Linked DNA regions of Homo sapiens: region 2 is linked to region 1. Evidence: read pairs that join two places in POLR2A ChIA-PET (ENCODE). Cell type or tissue: OCI-LY7. All regions are shown on one strand.

Evidence for each region. ChIA-PET counts read pairs that join two places held together with the same protein. Peaks named below come from ENCODE experiments on the same cell type or tissue, not always from the same donor. Only the 100,000 strongest peaks of a DNase experiment are listed, where the experiment ranks them.
Region 2: POLR2A ChIA-PET joins it to region 1 with 18 read pairs; 4 of 35 experiments call an interaction of 5 or more read pairs at or near these places.

The regions. Positions count from the first base shown.
Region 1 is chr17:75,342,680-75,350,679 of GRCh38, reverse strand. All of the region lies in intron 2 of GRB2 (growth factor receptor bound protein 2), which reads left to right. Among named protein-coding and RNA genes, the nearest start is that of SLC25A19, 57 kb to the right of the region's middle. RefSeq lists enhancers at 1-438, 3,229-3,308, 3,319-3,378, 4,989-5,268, 4,643-5,634 and silencers at 3,519-3,578, 3,490-3,658. In OCI-LY7, a CTCF peak has its summit at 4,612; DNase peaks (open chromatin) are centred at 1,899, 3,499, 4,689, 5,779 and 7 weaker places; H3K4me3 peaks cover 6,900 bases; H3K27ac peaks cover 8,000 bases.
Region 2 is chr17:75,168,189-75,176,188 of GRCh38, reverse strand. It overlaps SUMO2 (small ubiquitin like modifier 2), which reads left to right. Exons shown (of 4, transcript NM_006937.4): 3 at 1,366-1,437; 4 at 7,788-8,000. The coding sequence ends at 7,850. Among named protein-coding and RNA genes, the nearest start is that of SUMO2, 11 kb to the left of the region's middle. In OCI-LY7, CTCF peaks have their summits at 4,004 and 4,208 (motif pointing right); a DNase peak (open chromatin) is centred at 4,188.

The DNA of each region.
Region 1 (8,000 bases):
TCTACTGAAAATACAAAAAAATTAGCTGCGCGTGGTGACGGGTGCCTGTAGTTCCAGCTATTTGGGAGGTTGAGGCAGGAGAATGGTGTGAACCCAGGAGGCGGAGCTTGCAGTGAGCCGAGATCGCGCCACTGCACTCCAGCCTGTGCAACAGAGCGAGACTCCGTCTCAAAAAAAATAAAAATAAATAAATAAATGTTACCGCCCAAGTGAGCTTTCCTTGCATTGATTAGATTCGGTCTCCCCAAGATGTGCTTTCATACAGAGCACTCTGGACTCATAGAACTTACACCTGAAGTTGTAGTGAACTTGGCTTCCCCTGCTGTCAGCTCTTTGAAAGTAAGGCTCATTTTTAAAATTGTATCCCCAGGACCTAGCATAGCTCCTAACTCAAAATAGGCACTCACTCATACTTGTTTACTCAGTCTTTTTTTTTTTTTTTTTCCCCTCAGAGATGAGATCTTGCTATATTGCCTGGGCCAGAGTGCAGTGGCTATTCACAGGTGCAATCATAGCACACTATAGCCTTAAACTGCTGGGCTTAAGGGATCTTTCCCAGGTAGCTGGGACTGCAGGCATATGCCACTGTGCCCAGCTGCTCCCTTAGTCTTGACTATGTATTTTTTTTTTTTTGGTTGTTTTATTAGGATAGAGTCCTAAGAATGGCATTACTGGGTTAATAGGTATGAACATTAGATCTTTAATACATACAGTCGAATTACTTTTCATAAAGCCATATACCTTTTTATATTCCCACCGATACTATCCCTATCACTAAGTATTAACTTATTTTCATCTTTGCCAATATGATCATCCAAAGTGAGGCAGTGGGTGGCCATCAGATGTCTGAGTCAGCAGGGTGTGGTGGCTCACGCCTGTAATCCCAGGATTACAAATTTTGGGAGGCTGAGGCGGGTGGATCACCTGAGGTCAGGAGTTCAAGACCAGCTTGGCCAAAATGGTCAAACCTCGTCTCAACTTAAAATACAAAAATTAGCCAGGCGTGGTGGTGGGCGCCTGCAATCCTAGCTACTTGGGAGGCTGATGCAGGAGAATCACTTGAACCCAGGAGGCAGAGGGTGCGGGGGTTGCAGTGGGCCAAGATCGCATCACTGCAGTCCAGCCTGGGCAACAGAGTAAGACTCTGTCTCAAAAAAAAAAAAAAAAAAAAGTCTGAGTTATGAAAACAGAAGGCTCGAACCAGCCCCTTGATCTAGTTATTCTGGGCAAGCCTACATGTGTCCTCGAAGGTTTCTGGGCTCTCAGGTTTTACAGCCTTAGCAGGCTAAAGGCAACAGGGAGGACAGCTTGTCTTATCTGTTAGGCAGTAGTTTTAGTAACATGGCCAGCATGGTTACCTGTAAGAGAGGACCCTGCTTGATTGAGCCACATCCAGCTGTCCAAATGTATGTAATTACCATTTATCATTGAAACATATGACAGCTCCATCAAAAGAGAGCAATGTGTAGTCTGGCAGAGGACAGTAGGATTAAACAAGAATGGCTTCTTTTATTTAAACTCAATGAAAATACAAGAGGGAAAATTACTTTGCTTACTATACCCTCTCACCTGTTATAAGCTGTTCTACCTTTAGGTTCTTGCCCTATTCCTAGACTATTTGAAGTTGTCCTTTTTTCTAGAACGTCCACACATGAGTTGAATTTTCCATGTCAGCCATGCAGCTAATTTAGAAACATGTTGCTGGGTTGGGCGCAGTGGCTCATGCCTGAAATCCCAGCATTTTGGGAGGCTGAGGTGGGCGGATTGCTTGAACTCAGGAGTTCGAAACCAGCCTGGACAACATGGGAAAACCGCATCTCTACAAAAAATACAAAAATTATCCAGGCGTGGCGGCGTGCACCTGTAGTCCCAGCTACTCAGGAGACTGAGGTGGGAAGTTCACTTGGCCTAGGAGGCAGAGGCTGCAGTGAGCAGAGATTGTGCCACTGCATTGTCTAGCCTGGGTAACAGAGTAAGACCCTGTCTCTAAAACTGAAAAGTAAATAGAAACATGTAGCGGTGAATTCTGTGTCCAGCTCAAAATCAGCAATTTCCCTTATCTCACTTTTTTACTTATTTCCTCTTTATTTACACACATAGCTCCCTTAGCTCATAAACACTTCTGAGGGCAGGGACCATGCCTTTTATTCTTATTCCCTTTTCAGCTTCCTAACACAATGCTTTCAGTGTAGTAGACACTTGAACAATATCTAAAGTGCAATTCAAAGGGGCAGCTACTGCAAGTCATTATGCCAGTCTAGTAATGGTCAGATTACAAATCTGAGGTTTTTATACCTTCACCCCCTTTCTCAACTTTTAATAGTAAACAGAATAGGGCTGGGCATTATGGCTCATGCCTATAGCCCAGCACTTTGGGAGGCTGAGATGGGAGGATACCTTGAGACCAGGAGTTCCAGACCAGCCTTGGCAACATGGTGAGACCCTGCCTCCACAAAAAAATTTTAAAAGTAGCCAGCTGTAGTGGCTGGCATCTGTAGTCCGAGCTATTTGTGGGAAGATCTGAGACGGGAGGATCACTTGAGCCCGGGAGGCTGAGGCTGCATTGAGCTGTGATTGTGCCTCTGCACTCCAGCCTGGGCCACAGAGCAAGACCCCTGTCTCAAATTTTGAAAAAGCGGTTAACAGAACAGAATTGTTTGGCTCTTTTATAGTTTTCTTCTTCCAAGTAGTTGGTAGAATTTGGATACTTTCTGCCCCATAACAAATGTCACTTTATATAAAGGAGCATGTCCTTAATGCATTCCAAAAGACATATACAACTGATTTTAGGCTAATTTCAGTCTGAGTCCTGGTAGAGAACACCTGACACACTTAAATTGAGAGGATTTTAATAATGAGACTATTTGCAAGGTGTTGACTCCAGCTGGGGACCTCCACACTCAGCCCACTCAGGCTAAGTCTTGGTTGCGCACCAGCTCAGCTCATGGCTGGGCTGGGTATGCCCCAGCTCACCTGTGTTATGGCTTGTTCCCAGGTTCAGCAGTTCCCAAGGTCTTGTCCTGTGTCTGAGAAGAATGAGGTTACACTGGCAATTTAAGGGTGAGGAGGGTGGAGAAGAATTTTATTGAGCGGTGAACAGCTTTCAGGAGCGGAGGAGGTAGTGGTTCCCCACCCCTGAAGTCTGGTGGTTTCTCTCCCAGTGTGGCTGGGTGGGGGCTTTTATGGGCTCAGAACAGGGGCATGCATGCTGAATGGTTTGTGGGCATGCAAAGAAAGGCTAAAGCAAAGGCACCACTCAAAGATGGGCATGGCAGTGTAGAAAATCAATTCGGAAAGGGTAGGTAGATGTAAAATAGGTGAAGAGTGGGGATCAATCAGAGGAAAGCCTACCAAATGGGAAGATGGGTTCTCAGTCCGGTCCATGGATTTGACCTGTAGTGTGGCTTTCAGGCTTTCAGTTGTCTTTGGCTTAGAGGTGGGGTTTCACTGGAGACCCGCCCCTGTGAGGCATTTGTCTGCCTCCTGCCGCTATCAGTGTGGGCGAAGTTTCTCTAGAAACCACAGGGATAATGCAGTGTCCACAGCTGGTAATCAGGTTACCACCATGAGGCCTACGACAGGGAGAAGGAAGGGGGAGGAGTTGCCCAAACCTGGAGAAGGAAAGGACTTACTTTCAATTGAGAGTCCAAGACTGTCCACAGACACTCTCAGGGTGGGAGCTGGGAGAATGAATGCCCTGACCTGACCCTCCCTTCGTCTGACCTTCTGCAGGCCTCCCCATTGATTAATAGCACTGGGAGCCAGAGAGTGAGGGAGCCTGTTGATGTGGTTCTTACAGAGCCAAAAAGTCAGAGCAGGCTGGGCACAGTGGCTCATGCCTGTAATCCCAGCACTTTGAGAGGCCAAGGTGACTTGAGGTTAGGAGTTTGAGACTAGCCTGGCCAACATGATGAAACCCCGTCTCTACTAAAAAATACAAAAATTAGCCAGGTGTGGTAATCCCAGCTGCTTGGGAGGCTGAGGCAGGGGAATCATTTGAACCCGGGCGGTGGAGGTTGCAGTGAGCCAGGATTGCACCACTGCACTCCTGCCTGTGCAAAGAGTGTGACTCTGTCTCAAAAAAAAAAAAAAAAAAAAAAAGGCAAGAAAAGCAAGGTGTAACTGGATCTGGAGAGACAGATGGAGGATACCAGCATAAGATTGATACCTGTCTTTGTTTTTTGGAGACGGAGTCTCACTCTATTGCCCAGGCTGGAATGCAGTGGCGCAGTCTCGGCTCCCTGCAACTTCTGCCTCCCAGGTTCAAGCGATTCTCCTGCCTCAGCCCCCCGAGTAGCTGGGACTACAGGCGCCCGCCACCGTGCCCAGATAATTTTTTGTATTTTGTAGTAGAGACAGGGTTTTACCATGTTGGCCAGGCGGGTCTTGAACTCCTGACCTCAAGTGATCCGCCTGCCTTGGCATCCCAAAGTGCTGGGATTACAGGCATCAGCCACTGTGCCCAGCCAATATAGCAGTTTTTCTAAAGCAGTTTTCAGAAAAAAAAAAAAAAAAAATCAGTGGCCGAGAGGAAGACCACTGAGCAGCATCTCATCACCAAGTCCTTTTGATTCTACCTCCAGAAATACCTCGACTCTCTCCTCTCTACCGCACTGCCCCACCCACCTGCACCTCCTTGCAGTTCATCTCACAGTCAGCCAGAGGAGCTTTTGAAAAATGCAAACCTGAATGTCACTCTCAGCGACTTCTGATGATTGTAACATATAAGCTTGAGCTTCTTAATTTGCATACTGTGGTCTTCTGCCAGACCACCCACAGGAGAGCCTTTGATCTCCCTTCAAATGTCACTGGCTTGGGGAGGCTTTCTCAGGCAGCCCCCACCCCGAGACTAGTTTAGGTCCCTGTGTTTTCTGCTCCCTGACCCTGTCCACTAGCTTGAATCCACATTTGCAGTTTGTATTGTCATTACCTGTTGAACTCTCTGCATTCGCCTCCACCCTGGGGGTGGGGGTGGGGGTGGGGGTAGGGACTTGCCACTCTACCCCAGTTCCTCTTCCTCTGTCATGTGATTATAACAAGCCTTTCCCGATTTGGAACTAGATTAACTGCTTCAGAAGTAGAAAATGCATTTGGAACTAGCTTTTTGAGTTGGAAATTAACGGTGTCCTGGTGGGAGGACCCCAGCCTTGAGTTTTTCAGTCCTGTATCCTTATGCACACGTTGGTGAATAGTTCTGTGACCAACATTGCTTTTTCTTCTTTCAATAACATCCTCTGAGGTGGCTCTTGGGTCACAGAACGACTGAAAATCGATCAGTCCTTTCATTGACCCCTTGAATCATAGTCTTACGTGGAATTAAATAAACTCTGTTGTCGGGCGGGGTGCGGTGGTTCACGCCTGTAATCCCACAACTTTGGGAGGCTGAGGTTGGCGGATCACGAGGTCAGGAGATCGAGACCATCCTGGCTAACACGGTGAAACCCCGTCTCTACTAAAAATACAAAAAAAATTAGCCAGGCGTGGTGGCGGGCGCCTGTAGTCCCAGCTACTCAGGAGGCTGAGGCAGGAGAATGGGATGAACCCAGGAGCGGAGGTTGCAGTGAGCCGAGATTGCGCCACTGCACTCCAGCCTGGGGGACAGAGCAAGACTCCATCTCAAAAATAATAATAATAAATAAAATTTAAAAAAAAACCTCTGTTGTCATTAATTTTCAGGGTAGAGGTTTGAGCTCCTGTTTTCTGCTTTATGCTGAGGCAGTGGGAAGTGAGTGGAGACCTTAGAGGGTGGAACTGACACACAGGAGCGGGTTTGCCTGTTAGCATCACAAAACATGAGTAACAGCTGCTCCCCCAGGCGGGGGGGTTGGGAGGGGGTGTGGGGGGTTGGGGAGGCTTTGTGTTTTATTTTTTGAAGAGAGGAGTGTAGGATTTCATGTAAGATTAAAAGCCTCCTTCTGTTAGTGAAAGGATGAAAAGGACAGTTGCTAAATATGTGTCATTAAAGTAAAGAATTAGCTACAGTTGAGGCCGAGCGCGGTGGCTCAACACCTGTAAATCCTGGCACTTTGGGAGGCCGAGGCGGGCAGATCACTTGAACTCAGGAGTTCAACACCAGCCTGGCCAACTTGATGAAACCCTGTCTGTACTGAAAATATAGAAATTAGCCAGCTTGGTGGCAGGCACCTGTAATCCCAGCTACTCAGGAGGTTGAGGCAGGAGAATCGCTTGAACCCGGGAGGTGGAGGTTGCAGTGAGCTGAGATCACGCCATTGCACTCCAGCCTGGGCAACAAAAGCAAGACTCTGTCTGAAAAAAAAAAAAAAAAATTAGCTACAGTTGAGGTTATTTAGGTTATTTCCAGTTAGAAGTTCTGATACCATTAATAAATATTTTACCTTTAAGCTAAAAGAAGCTTAACCAGTGTTTTAGTTAATAGCAGCCAAACAACAATCTGTCTACTTGCAGAGTCTGCCATGTTCCTTCTACTCACAGTCCACACAGACTAAGCAGAGCTAAAGATGCAGACAGGGAATAACCAAGTTCACACTTCATCTAGGATGTTTTCCTGATACCCCCTAACCTGGAGTTAAGTCATCGTCTTTGGTGTTTGGAAGTCAGATGTTTTCTATTGAATTGATGCCTACATAGTACCCATAACTCCCCACTCCTGACATTCGTCACACTGTGATGCACCTGGCAGCTTTCTAGTCCCCTAAGCTCCTTGGGAAGGGTATCCATTTTATCCTCAGTTCACCTAGCCCAGGGCTTGGTGTTTGTCTAGTACAGGTCATCATATGATTGTTGAATTTTTCAAATACACAGATTTTTCTTGAAACCTCTTGATCTCTGTGTTGGTCTCTTCCTGCCCCCTCCCTTCCTCTCCTTTCTTCTCCCTGCTCGTGCAGTTGAAATTCTGACATTCCAAGAGCATTTCAGCTCCACCAAATAGGACTTCCACATGTCACAAAACGCAAGACAGTTATTTTGAATGGAAACTTTTTGTACCCCTTTGGTAGAAGTTTATTTTGGGGTTTGTCTATGCATTTAGGTTTCACTGCCTCCAGATTTATCTGGGTGGAGTAATATCACATAAGTGTGAACTACCTTCCTGTTTTGTTAAAAATATCAAGAGCAATTTCTCTTGATGATAAGAGGTCAACTGAAGAGGTTGATGAGCATATCCTAGTTATCTTTTGAACTAAAATATTTCTCAGAGAAAGAAATATCCTGTAATTTGGTTAGTCGTCTTAATTGTTCATCTTCTAACATGTATGAACATTATAAAGAAACTTTTTTAATACATGAATAGTCCTGGTCTCTTAATGTGATCATTTTTCTCCATCAGCCTAGTTGCTGGTCAGTGGGTGAATCAAAAAATCCAAGGTCTTGCAGACTGTTCCATAAAAATTTTGCTGGCAGAGTTGTAGCTATTAAAATTAGCACCCTGCAAAAGTCTGTCACAAGTCAGACAGGCAGACCGAATCAGAATTAGACATCACATTGCCAGGAAGCGCTCCATCCTGAGAGGGATTAATAGGACATGTGTAGAAACAGACTTACACCTCCTCTCTCCCTGGTCCAGCCCCCTTTATCCCTGTCATACTGAAAGTTCCCTGCTCTACCCACCCACCCCCACTCCTTCCCAATCTTATACCTTTTTTTTTTTTTTGAGACAAGGTTTCTCTCTGTCACCCAGGCCGGAGTGCAATGGTGCAATCACAGGTCACTGCAGGCCTCGACCTCCCAGGCTCAAGCAATCCTCCCACCTCAGCCTCCTGAGTAGTTGGGACTGTATGTGCACACCACCATGCCAGGCTAATTGTTGAATATTTTGTAGAGACAGGGTCTCCCTGTACCCTCTAGGCTGGACTCAAACTCCAAGGCTCAAGGCATCCTCCCGCCTTGGCTTCCTGGAGTGCTGAAATTTTACAGGCGTGAGCCACTGCACCCAGCCTACTTAGACAAAGAAGTAGGTGGCCTTGTGGAAAGGTACTCCACATGGCCTTTAGGCAGGGTGCTTACGTTACAGGAAGACTGAT
Region 2 (8,000 bases), 170 kb after region 1:
ATGAGCCTGTAGTCCCAGCTACTGAGGAGGCTGAGGCAGGAAAGTCACTTGAACTCCGGTGGTGGAGGTTGCGTTGAACTGAGATTGTTCCACTCACTCCAGCCTGGGCGACAGAGCGAGACTCCATTTAAAAAAAAAAAATTTCATTTCCTTGTCTAACTCATTTAAATGCATATTTGTCTCAAGGTATGTTCTATTTAACATTATAGTAGCTGTGTCTGAAAAGCAGTAAAGCTTTCTAAAAGAATGACTTACTGGCTGGGCGCAGTGGCTCACACCTGTAATCCCAGCGTTTTGTGAGGCTGAGGTGAGTGGATCACTTGAGGTCAGGAGTTCGAGATCAGTCTGGCCAACATGGTGAAACCCTGTCTCTACTAAAAACACAAAAATTAGCTGGGCATGATGGCAAGCGCCTGTAATCCCAGCTACTCGGGAGGCTGAGGCAGGAGAACCACTCGAACCCAGGAGGCGGAGGTTGCAGTGAGCCAAGATCGCACCACTGCACTCCAGCCTGGGCGACATAGCAAAACTCTGTCTTAACAAACAAACAAAAACAACAACAACAAACAGGCCGGGCACAGTGTCTTATGCCTGTAATCCCAGCACTTTGGGAGGCTGAGGTGGTCAGATCATCTGAGGTCAGGAGTTCGAGACCAGCCTGGCCAACATGGCGAAACCCTGTTTCTACTAAAAAATACAAAAATTAGCCAGGCATGGTGGCGCCTGCCTAGTCCCAGCTAATCAGGAGGCTGAGGCAGGAAAATTGCTTGAACCCAAAAGGTGGAGGTTGCAGTGAGCCGAGATCGCGACACTGCCCTCCAGCCTGAGTGACAGAGCAAGACTCTGTCTCAAAAAAAAAAGAAAAGGAAAAAAAATACTACATCTTACTGTTCACTGAAAATGAGAGGCTGGGCACCATGGCTCACTCCTGTAATCCCAGCACTTTGGGAGGCTGAGGCGGACGGAGCACCTGAGGTTAGGAGTTCGAGACCAGCCTGGCCAACCTGATGAAACCCAGTCTCTACTAAAACTACAAAAATTAGCCGGTTGTTGTGGCGGGGGACCGTAGTCCCAGCTACTCTTGGGAGGCTAAGGCAGAAGAATCGCTTGAACCAGGAGGTGTAGGTTGCCTTGAGCTGAGATCACGCCACTGCACTTCAGCCTTGACAACAGATCAAAACTGTCTCAAAAAAAAGAAAATGAAAATCACCCCAAATCTTTTTACCTATAGGGTATGTTAACATGTTGGCAATTGTTTATTTAGGTATTTCTTTAATATATTCATGGTTAAATATGCATGTACTTTTATGTAAATAGAATTCTGTTTCTCTTAATGCTGTTTATTGCTTTTAAATTCTCGTTCAGGGATTGTCAATGAGGCAGATCAGATTCCGATTTGACGGGCAACCAATCAATGAAACAGACACACCTGCACAGGTAAAAAAATCTCTCCTAATTAGAAAAATTACCATTTGTAATTCTTTGAACAGCTGTGTTTATGAATTTGAACGTTTAGACACTGGAGTATAAGTTCTTGTAGAGTTCAGAGCTTTGGGAAGTATGACCAGAGGGGAACAGAAAGGAAAATAGGAATAGGCTCAGGAAATGCCAATGGTTTTTATTCATTTATTTTTAATTTTCATTTTAATTATTTTTTTAGGGACAGGGCCTCTCTGTTGCCCGGGTTGAAGTGTAGTGGCCTCATTATAGCTCACTGCAGCCTTGGCCTCCCAAAGTGATGGGATTATAGGCACGAATCAATGTGCCCAACCCCACCAGTGGTTTGTGTTTGTTTTTTGTGACGGAATCTCACTCCATCGCCCAGGCTTGAGTACAGTGTCACGATCTTGGGTCATGGCAGCCCTCGCCTGCCATGCTTAAGCAATTCTCCTGCCTCAGCCTCCCAGAGTAGCTGGGATTACAGGCATGCACCACCATGCCTGGCTAATTTTTGTATTTTTGGTAGGGATGGGGTTTCACCATGTTGGCCAGGCTGGTCTTGAACTGCTGACCACAAGTAATCCGCCCGCCTTGGCCTCCCAAAGTGTTGGGATTGACAGGTGTGAGCCACCGCACCCAGCCAAATCCTCACCATTTTAGTTCTACATGCTGAATTGAAATTCTCTTTTACGTGTCTTCATGAACAAAAAGGAACTAATAGCCCTAATTGCCACGTCCCATAGCTTTGTTTGACAGGGAGAGCCCCTGATAATAGGAGATTTTCCAGATCCTTACTACAAAACGTGATGCTCTCTGATCCTTTAACTCTTTATGTACCACTTCATTTTGTTCTGTCACTTTCTGTAGGATCAGCTGGATTGTCTTCTGTGGCAGAAGCTCTTTGTTTCTTTTTACCCTTTCAAAGTTCCATTAAATACTTCCAGTTTTGTCCTAGCAGGGTGGCTCATGAGAGCCATTTTCAAGATTACAAAGTGCTTGTAATGCCAGCACTGTGACGCCAAGGTGGGCGGAGCACTTGAGTCCAGGATTTCAAGACCAGCCTGGGCAACATGGCAAAACCCTCTCTTTACAAAAAAATACAAAAATTAGCCAGGGAGCAGTGGTACGTGCCTGTAGTACCAGCTACTTCTTAGGGTGAGGTGGAAGGATTGCTTGAGCCCAGGAAGTGGAGGCTGCCGTCACCCAAGATGGTACCACTGCACACCAGCCTGGGTGACAAAGTGAGGCCCTCTCTCAAAAAAAAAAAAAAATGACTTCCAGTCTTGTCCTGACTTGGTGGCTCACACCTGTAGTCCTATCACTTTAGGAAACTGACACTGGCAGGAGGGTTGCTTGAGGCCAGGAGTTTAAGACCAGTCTGGGCAATATAGCAAGACCTGGTCTCTACAGGAAAGAAAAAGAGCTGGGCATGGTAGCATGTGTCTGTAGTCCCAGCTTCTTGGGAAGTTTAGTGGGAGGGGTGCTTGAGTCCAGGAGTTTCAGGCCGCAGTGAGTTATGATCATACTACTGCACTCCAGCCTGGGCGATAGAGCAAAACTCTGTCTCAAAAATAGAAGACTTACAGTTTCTGAAACATATTTTACAATGTTGTGATAGTAGAAATTTAAATTGGATCCCATGTACTTTTGAATTTCAACTTTATCACCCAGTAAAAACTAGAAAGTGATAAATGTGGCATGAAGCAGCACATCCAGATTGTAGTTTTGTTGATAATCTTTGAAAATTGGAAAAGCCCCTGAGTTGTACTGAAAAGAAGAATATTTTGAAGACATTTCAACTGGTGACAGTCTCTCAAAAGGAATTACGGGCCAGGTGCACTTGTTCACACCTGTCATCCTAGCACTTCAGGAGGCTGAGGCAGGCAGATTGCTTGAGGTCAGGAGTTTGAGACCAGCCTGGACAATATGGTGAAACCCCGTGTCTGCCAAAAAATACAAAAATTAGCCAGGCATCGCCGGGCGCAGTGGCTCATGCCTGTGATCCCAGCACTTTGGGAGGCCGAGGTGGGCGGATCACCTGAGGTTGGGAGTTTGAGACCACTCCGACCAACATGGAGAAACCCCGTCTCTACTAAAAATACAAAATTAGCTGGGTGTGGTGGCCTGTAATCCCAGCTGCTCGGGAGGCTGAGGCAGGAGAATCGCTTGAACCCAGGAGGCAGAGGTTGCAGTGAGCCGGAGATCACGCCATTGCACTCGAGCATGGGTAACGAGCGAAACTCAAAAAAAAAAAAAAAAAATTTAGCCAGGCATGATGGTGCACGCCTGTAGTCCCAGCTACTCAGGAGGCTGAGGCAGGAGAATCACCTGAACCCGAGAGGCGGAGATTAAAGTCAGCAGAGATAGTGCCACTGCACTCCAGCCTGGGTAACAGCCCCTGTCTCAAAAAAAAAAAAAAAAAAGTCTGGGTACAGTAGCTCACGACTGTAATCCTAGCACTTTGGGAGGCCAAGGCAAGTTGATCACCTGAGGTCAGCAGTTCAAGACCAGCCTGGCCAACATGGCGAAACTACCCCGTCTCTACTAAAAATACAAAAATTAGCCGGGCATGGTGGTGCTCACCTGTAATCCCATCCCAGCTACTCGGGAGATTGAGCCAGGAGAATCTGGGCGGGGGAAAGGTGTCAGACAGTCGAGGTTGCAGTGAGCGCGGAGGTCATGCCACTTCACTCTAGCTTGGGTGAAAGAGTGAAACCCTGTCAAAAAAAAAAAAAAAGGCGCAATTATGGTATGTAGCCACAAGGAGGAGCTAAATTCTATTGATAAATGAGGCTGGTACAGGAACCTCATTTTTTAAAGGCATTTACAGTTTCACTGTAAAACTTCACATTTGGATAATTTTGTTTTAGTAGATAGATGACAGGCTTGTTTGGTTTTAAAAGAAATAGTAAAAAGTATCTATTGTGCTGTACTCTCAGTTATTAGAATGTATTTCCTGTCTTTAAGCCCTCCTTACCCACCACTAAAACGGGATTATCTGCTATAGTAGTTACAAATATTAAACAAGGAGTTATTTGTTTGGATCCGTGACCTTGAGGCATTTTAAAATCTTCAGGTTGAATTTGCAATTCATTTTACTTCATTTTGAAGAATTTGGAATTGATTCGTTTTAGAATTATTCTCCCAATATTTGTTAGATAGCAGGATTGTGATAAATTAAAACATCTTAGCAGGCCTCCTGCCTCCCCAGCTTTTTTTTATTTTTTTATTTTTCGAGACGGAGTTTTGCCCTGTCTCCCAGACTGGAGTGCAGTGGCGTGATCTCAGCTCACTGCAACCTCTGCTTCCTGGGTTCAAGCGATTCTCCTGCCTCAGCTTCCCGAGTAGCTGGGATTACAGGCGCCCACCATGATGCCTGGCTAATTTTGTTTTTATTTTATTTGTTTATGTTGTTTTTATTTTATTTTCTGTATTGACGGAGTCAGTACAAAATTAGCTGGGCATGATGGCGCATGCCTGTAATCCCAGCTACTTGGGAGGCTGAGGCAGGAGAATTGCTTGACCCGGGAGGCAGAGGTTGCAGTGAGCCAAGATTGCGCCATTGCACTCCACCCTGGGCAACAACAGCGAAACTCCATCGCAAGAAAAAATAGAAAAACACAAATGTAGTCATACAATAAGCTGCTTTGCTCCTTGGGGTGTACTTTTTTTTTTTTTTAACTGCCCCTTACAGAGCATGGCTAACTTATATAGTCAGTGCACCGAGTTGGCTGCTGCTTAGTTTTAAAATTGTGTTTTTAGCCTAACACTGTATCTACTGTATCTTAAAGATATTTTCATTTCTGTACATGAAAATCTTATTTTTTAACGGCTATATGGTATTTAATATCTGAGCATACTATGTTTTATTAATTTGGGTTTTTTTTTTTTTTTTTTGAGACCTGGAGTCTCGCACTGTCACCCAGGCTGGAGTGCAGTGGCGTGATCTCAGCTCACTATAACCTCCACCTCCCAGGTTCAAGTGATTCTCCTGCCTCAGCCTCCTGAGTGGCTGGGATTACAGGCACCTGCCACCATGCCCAGCTAATTTTTTGTATTTTTAGTAGAGACGGGGTTTCACTATGTTGGCCAGGCTGGTCTCGAATGACTGACCTTGTGAGCCACCACGCCTGCCGTGGGTTTTTTGTTTTGGTGTTTTTTGTTTTTGTTTTTGTTTTTTGAGACAGAGTCTTGCTCTGTTGCCAGGCTGGAGTGCAGTGGGGCAATCACAGCTCACTGTAACCTCCACTTCACGGGTTCAAGTGATTCTCCTGCCTCAGCCTCCCGAGTAGCTGGGACTACAGGCGTGCGCAACCACACCCAGCTAATTTTTGTATTTTTGGTAGAAACAGGGTTTCACCATGTTGGCCAGGATGGGTTTGACCTGTTGACCTGGTGATCCGCCCACCTTGGCCTCCCAAAGTGTTGGGATTATAGGCGTGAGCCCCGGCGCCCAGCCTAATTTGGGTTTTTATTGAGATTTGTTTTCAGTCTTTGCTAAGCAGTGCAGCGAGATTCTTTAAACATATCACCCTTCTGTGGGCCCTCGACACAGACATATTCAGCTTTCATTTATTTAATTTTTTTGAGACAGTTTCTTGTCACATGCAATGGCATGATCTTGGCTCACTGCAACCTCCACCTCCTGGGTTCAAGTGATTCTCCTGCCTCAGCCTCCCAAGTAGCTGGGATTACAGGCGTGCAGGCGTGCGCCACCACGCCCAGCTAATTTTTTTGTTTTGTTTTTTGTATTTTTAGTAGAGACTGGGTTTCACCATTTTGGCCAGGCTGGTCTTGAACTCCCGACCTCAGGTGATCTGCCTGCCTCGGCCTCCCAAAGTGTTGAGATTACAGGTGTGAGCTGCCACACCCGCCCCCCCCCACCTTTTTTTTTTTTTTTGAGACCAAGTCTCACTCTGTCACCGGTGTTGGAGTCCAGTGGCACAATCTTGGCTCACCACAACCTCTGCTTCCTGGGTTCAAGCGATTCTCCTGCCTCAGCCTCCCGAATAGCTGGGATTACGGGCACATGCCACCATGCCCGGCTAATTTAAAAAATATTTTTAGGCCGGGTGCAGTGGTTCACGCCTATAATCCCAGCATTTTGGGAGGCCGAGGAGGGTGGATCATGAGGTCAGGAGATCTAGACTGTCCTGGCTAACACGGTGAAACCCCGTCTCTACTAAAAATACAAAAAATTAGCCAGGCGTTGTGGCGGGCACCTGTAGTCCCAGCTACTCGGGAGGCTGAGGCAGGAGAATGGCGTGAACCCAGGAGGCGGAGCTTGCAGTGAGCTGAGATCCTGCCACTGGACTCCAGCCTGGGCGACACAGGGAGACTCCGTCTCAAAAAAAAAAAAAAAATTTTTTTTTAATAGGGATGGGGTGTCACCAGGTTGGCCAGGCTGGTCTTGAACTCCTGACCTCAGGTGACCCGCCCACTTCAGCCTCCCAAAGTGTTGAGATTACAGGAGTGAGCCATTGTGCGTGGCCCTAGCCTTTTTTTCTCTTTTTTTGATACAGGATCTTTTGCTTTGTCACTCAGGCTGGAGTGAGCTGGTGTGGTCTCAGTTCACTGCAGCCTTGATCTTATGGGCTCAATTGATCCTCCCACCTCGGCTTCCTGAGTAGCTGGGAGTATGGACATGTGTCACCATGGCTGGCTAATTTTTTTTTTTTTTCCTTTTTTTTTTTGTAGAGATGTTGTCTCCCTATGTTGCCCAGGTGGTCTCGGTCTCTTGGGCTCAAGCAATCCTCCAATGTTGGCCTCCAGTAGTACTGGGATTACAGGCATGAGCCACCGCACCTGGCTAATATTCTGCTTTTTACTCAAAAACTAAGTTTTGGCTGGGCGCAGTGGCTCACACCTGTAATCCCAGCACTTTGGGAGGCCGAGGCAGGCAGATCACTTGAGCTCAGGAGTTTGAGACCAGCCTGGCCAACATGACGAAACCCCATCTCTACTAAAAATACAAAAAAATTAGCTGGGCATGGTGGCGGATGCCTGTAATCTCAGCTACTTGGGAGACTGAGGCAGGAGAATTGCTTGAACCTGAGGGGTGGACGTTGCAGTGAGCTGAGATCACGCCACTGCAGTCCAGCCTGGGTGACAGAAATCCTGTCTCAAAAAAAAAACAAAAAAGTTTTATCTAATAGTCATAAAAAAGGAAGCCAAGTGAAAAATTACTTAAACCAAGTGTGTTGATACATTAAGCTATGAGACATCTAAAATAATGAAACTTGGAACTTAGTGGAACATGTACATGTTTTCAGCATACTTAAACCCAAAAATCATTAATTTTCAGAACTTAATCAGTGCTTTTACATTTGTTTTTTCTTTTATGCTAGTTGGAAATGGAGGATGAAGATACAATTGATGTGTTCCAACAGCAGACGGGAGGTGTCTACTGAAAAGGGAACCTGCTTCTTTACTCCAGAACTCTGTTCTTTAAAGACCAAGATTACATTCTCAATTAGAAAACTGCAATTTGGTTCCACCACATCCTGACTACTACCGTATAGTTTTCTCTATTCTTTCATTTCCCCCTTCCCCATTCCTTT